2 separate regions of the Homo sapiens genome follow, and region 1 is linked to region 2. The links are chromatin contacts, found by Hi-C in ENCODE. All regions are on one chromosome and are shown on one strand. The core of a region is the stretch at or near the end of the contact, and the rest is flanking DNA. Distances in the headings are between cores, read along the strand shown. Region 1 holds the start of DCTN2 (dynactin subunit 2). Region 2 holds the start of STAT2 (signal transducer and activator of transcription 2).

The links. A loop is a pair of places that touch in the nucleus more often than their neighbours do. Pooled maps may share reads with other maps.
Region 1: a loop to region 2 is called in a pooled map, with 6 times the contacts of the local background. The contact joins the promoter of DCTN2 here to the promoter of STAT2 in region 2. A Hi-C loop is called at or near these places in 6 of 50 pooled maps.

Annotation. Positions count from the first base shown.
Region 1 is chr12:57,545,742-57,548,441 of GRCh38, forward strand. DCTN2 (dynactin subunit 2) reads right to left here and starts at 1,451. Exons shown (of 14, transcript NM_001261413.2): 1 at 1,287-1,451; 2 at 287-355. The coding sequence starts at 1,322. RefSeq lists an enhancer at 1,580-1,719.
Region 2 is chr12:56,358,837-56,361,536 of GRCh38, forward strand. It overlaps STAT2 (signal transducer and activator of transcription 2), which reads right to left and starts at 1,271. Exons shown (of 24, transcript NM_005419.4): 1 at 1,222-1,271. APOF (apolipoprotein F) reads right to left here. Exons shown (of 2, transcript NM_001638.4): 2 at 1,732-2,700. The coding sequence ends at 2,389. RefSeq lists enhancers at 138-337, 169-338, 1,414-1,593, 1,664-1,753.

The sequences.
Region 1 (2,700 bases), core at 201-2,700, 1.2 Mb after region 2:
CCAAACCTGTTTTGAGATATTTCAATTTTATTTAAAAGGCCCAAGAATCAGGGCTTTGCAAACAGATGTTGTTAGCTGTAATTCCGCTGACTTGACTCTCCCTCCTGCCATTGCTCATTGGTGGCTGCAAGCCCAGCAAGGTCTTTGCAAGCCCTGCAACCTATATACCACCCAGGCTGGGGTTGGCATACCCGCTTATTGCTGTAGCTCCCCCGAGAAAGGGAAGGACCTGTCTAGGGGAGAAAGGTCAGAGTCCGGAGGAGTCTGTGGCAGCACACATTCTTACCGCATCGAACTCCGCTTGATCATCCTCAGGTAGGTCGCTAGTTTCATAAACATCTGGCTCATTCCTGGCCTGCAGGTAGAAGCAGTGACCACCCAACCTCACTACCCAGCATCCAACAACACCCCTTCCCCCACTCCATTTGAATAAGCTAACAGAGAAGGCGGGGTGTGATGTCAGGGTTCTGTCCTTTCTCCTCCACCTGCCCCGTGAGTCAACAGTATGTCAGTTCCCATGTCTCAAGGGGTAGGGATGACAGCGGAAACAATTGGGACCTGACAGTAAACGGTGAGTGTAAGTGATAGCAACGATGTTACCCTAAATCTAGAGGCGGGCAGGTCCTTGGCAATCACTATTGCCAAAGAAGGTGAAGGCTATCCTCCAATTAGGCCCCGTACACCACCACCCTGGCACAAGGATTGAGAGTGACTCAGGACCTTAGTACTCAAGGTCCTGTGTCCCAACCCTCACCTTGAGAAGCAGGCAGGGCAGCACAAAAGGAAGGTACACGCCAGGATTGTCATGGGAGTGGGGGCTGGGGGAGGGCATAGGTTCCCTCAAGGATAGAGCTCCCCATCTGGCACAAGAGGGTTCTGCCAGATGGCAGAACCTCTTCCTTGGCAGGATGAAGGCCATCGTTAAGTGGTCTGGTGTGTGTGTCTGGGGTAGCGATGGGGTCTTATGGAGAGATTTGGGGGGGACATGGGAGGCGTTGACACGGATGGTGGAAAAACTCAGGCACAAGAGGTCAGTACCCGGAGTCGATTTCTGGGCCGAGCTACCGGCGACTGCCGGAAAGGGGGCCTGGTGCGCCGTCCGGCGGCCCGGCCCAGTCGGGTCAGAAGAGTTCGGGGGGTGCTGAGGCCGATCGGAGAACGAGCGGCGGGAGCCCTTGGGCGGAGGATGGGCTGCAGGCGGGAGGGGTCGCGGGCTGGTTTCTGCTGGGGGTCCTTGGGAGGTCGGGGGCGCGGTCCTGGGGAGCCGGGGCCGGTCCTGTACTCACAATGCCGGGAAGGTCGGCGTATTTAGGGTCCGCCATGGCGGCGGCGAGACGGGCTGGGGGACCCGGGCCTCGGTGGAGCCGGGGCCGGTGTTCGGGTAGGGGAGAGGCTGGGTTCGGGTCCCGGGCTAAGGCGGCGGCAAAGGGAGCGGCAGATGAGCAGGAAGTCTCGCGACAGCAGTAGCACAGCAGAAGGGTAAAGCAAAAGTCGCGAGAACAGCCCTGCTGCCACACCCCTGGAGAGGCCGGGATTGGGGAGAACGAGGCCAGGGAATGAGGTAATGGCCAGGGGACGCCGCCTAGGATTGTGGGATGTGTAGTTTTGGTGTACTGGAGCTTGGGCGGGGAGCGACAATAACGAACCTTGGGGAGCTATTTCATACAGCCTTTTCTCTCACTTTTACAGCAAGTCAGTGAAAGAACATTTATAATTCCTGTTTGGGGCTCCCAGGAATAAAATGACTAGATTAAATGATACAGGTAGTCATACTGTGACACAGCCGGGGTTTCAAAAACAAGAAGTTTGCTTGATACTGTGTATTATAAAAACAAAATAAAAACAAGAAGTAAAATTTAGTAAACGCGTAGTGTATGTTAGGAATGAAAAAGTTAGGCAATCTTCTCAAGTAAGGGCTTTCAGATAATTTGAATTTCAGATAATAAGTAGGTGTGTGTGTGTGGTGTGTGGTGTGTGGGTATACTAACCCCCCAAAAATTAAGTATCTGAAATTCACATTTAACTGGGCATCCTGTTTTTGTTTTTTGTTTTTCAAATCTGGCAATTCTATCTGAAGTTCATAAGTAGGTAAGTGGTGTCTCCATGTCTGTCTGAACACTCTCTGGGCTCTTAACTACTTCGTTAATAGTTCTCAGACTTTTATTTATTTTTCAATTTTTTCAATTTTGTGGGTACACAGTAGGTGTATGTATTTATGGGACACATGAGATATTTTGATACAGGCATGCAATGTGAAATAAGCACATCATGGAGAAGAGGGTATCCATCCTCTCAAGCATTTATCCTTTAAGTTACAAATAATCCAATTACTCTTTAAGTTATTTTAAAATGTACAGTTGAGTTATTCTTGACTATAGTCACCCTATTGTGCCATCAAATAGTAGGTCTTATTATACTTTCTAATTTTTTGTACCTATTCACCAACCTTACCTTCCGTTCTCAGACTTTTAAATTTCATCGTTCAATAAAATTAAAACAACTACAAACCTTGAAGATTTGCCTTTTTATTTTATCAAGTAAGTATATTACAAATAGAAAACCTATTATTTACTGTCACCATCATTACTTGGTAGAAAAGCAAGAAGGACACACTCAGAATAAAAGATAGTCCTTTGAAACTTATCAAATCCATCTTTATATTAAAAAAAAACTCACCATTGTTCTTTTGGAGGTGAGGGC
Region 2 (2,700 bases), core at 21-2,520:
AGTAAGCAGAGATCACATCACTACACTCCAGCCTGGGTGACAAAGCAAGACTCTGTCTCAAAAGAACAACAAATTGGTTTTTGCCTGTCACCAAGCAGGCTGTCCCATGCATCTTTCTCCCCACTGTTCCCTGCTCACTGCCAGCTGGTGTCTATTTAGGAAACTGAAACTTATGCTTGTTGCAGCCTGAGCCTAACAGAACAGAATTCATGCATATTTGTGGTCTAAAAAGGTCACATGATTTTATTACAAAATAAAGAGAAATGCTTGGGGTGGGAGAGTCTTCTACTAACATGAATAACATCAGCTGCCTTTCTACCTCCAGCAGGAACAAGGGAAGGGAGGGATTGGGCAGGGGCTATTTTCATTTTAACTCTTTTAGTAGTGCTTGATTTTTAAAACTATGTATCTGTATTGCTTTTATGATACCAAAAAAAAGTTAAAAAAATGATCAGGTGGCCAGGCATGATGGCTCATGCCTGTAATCCCAGCACTTTGTGAGGCCCACAAGACGAGAGGATGGCTTGAGCCCAGGAGTTTGAGACCAAGCTTGAGCAACATAGTGAGATTCCATCTCCAAAAAAAAATTAATGATGAGGTCCCAATTCTTGAGGATTTAAGTGTCTGATATTAAAGGAGCAAGTCAGCAAAGATTCAAATATGAAAACAAAACAAAAAACCTGGTCTCCCCAAATGGATTGCAAACACTGAGGTTAAGGGCTGAAACAATTTTTTCTCATTATCTCTCATTCTTAGGCACATATTTTGCACTCAAGAAGCTTTTCTGAAATGAACTGAATTTTGTGTGTGACCTTAGGCAATCGTTTCATCTTTCAGTAGCTTATACTTTTTAACAAAACAAGGATAATAGATTTATCTATCTTTGTTTTTAGATTTATCTATCTTTGAACATCGTTTTTTGGTGAAGATAAAAAATAATGCAGAGCAGAGGGAAAAACGTCAGATACCGAACCAACATAACAATGCCAGATTCCGGGTCTCGGAAGCTGCAGGGCAGTTTTGGGAGAGGGGCATTAGGGTTAGGGAGATAGGCTGGACAGAAGAAGATCGAGGACCGAGCAGGCGACAGCTCCTATTTCAATCTGGGGACCGAAGCTACCCTCTCCAGGGGGTAACCCCTGGGGCCAGTCGCCCTTCCCTCGGAGGAACTCTCACTCTCACCCCCACCCCTACCCCAGCACACCCTCTCAGGGCCCGTACCTGATTAGGGTTGCAGTCCCCGCGCCCTCCAATGGCTCTGGTCGCGACTTCCCGTCCCTAGTATGAGCTCGGGTACTAGAACCTCGCGCCCCGCCTACAACTTCGGCTAACCCCCCTCGGACCCGCCCCCTTGTAGTTGGCAGCGGAAGTCCGGAGCGGCCCCCATTCCCAGCCGCCACCCCGACACTGGCTGCCATTCAGTCAAGCCCTTCCCAGACTGCGAGCTCACTGGCGCCGCCGCAACTCCGCCCCTCCGCAGGGCGGGACAAGCTGAGCCGAAACCACACCTGCAGCTTCAGCGATTGGTGGAGAAGTTCAAGTAGGCACTTTCTACGAGGGGAGGAGTCCAATTAGTGGACTAGCCCAAGACTGAAACAGCTGATTTTCGAGAACCCGCGCGTGAGCCCCGGAACCGAAACTAGCTTGAGGAGCCTGGAGACGCCAAGGGCTCCATGGGAAGGGGTGGGACCGGAATTTCGACGCCTTGGGATAGGAAGAGGAGGGCTGAGGTAATGAAAACAATTTTTTTTTATTTTTATTTTTTGAGACATGGTCTCGCTCTGTCACCCAGGCTGGAATGCAGCGGCGCGATCTCGGCTCGCTGCAGCCTCGACCTCCCAGGCTCAGGTGATTCTCCCGCCTCAGCCTCCCAGGTAGTTGGGACTACAAGCGTGCATAACTCCGCCAGGATAATTTTTTGTATTTATTGTAGAGACGGGGTTTCGCCATGTTGCCCAGGCTGATCTTGAACTCCTGACCTCAGGTGATCATCCCGCCTCAGCCTCTCACAGTGCTGGGATTACAGGCGTGAGCCACCGCACCTGGCTAATAGCTATTTATTGAAAGTACTGTGATAAGCATTTTAGATTCATTGTATCATTTTAAATTTACAGGGCAACTCATTGAGGTTAAAATCATTCTATCTCCTTTAGAAACTTCAAAACTGATCTTAGTTCAAGAAAGAAGTTACTATTCAGTGATCACCGAGGCTCTAACAAGTGGAGCCTAGATTCGAAACCAAACCCTGTGACTTCAACACCCAAACATTTACGTTCTTACGTTTTACTGTACAGCCTTCCTCCTGGATAAATCAGATTAAAATTTTGAAGACATGTATATAGCTTGTCAGGGTAGTACAGTTATTAATTCTGTGGTTACCACATTCTTTTATATCTCAAGACTCCCAGCCCCAGGATCTAAGTCATAGCTCTTGATTATGGCCCACCCCCAGTAGGGAGCTGAACTTACTACTTCTGATATGAAAGAAGCCAGAGTAGTTGTTTCTTCCAAGTCACTCACATCTGAGATGGCCCTCAAACCCTCCTTGGTGGTCTCCGGCTGAGAGATGTTTGCGTCTTTCTGATCTTGGTAATACTGGATCAACTGCTGAACCCCAGACCTTAATGCAGGTTTAAGTGCAGCACTGATCGCTAGACCCATAGGCCCCCCTGACATCCCAGCCATGGTCATCAGAAGGTC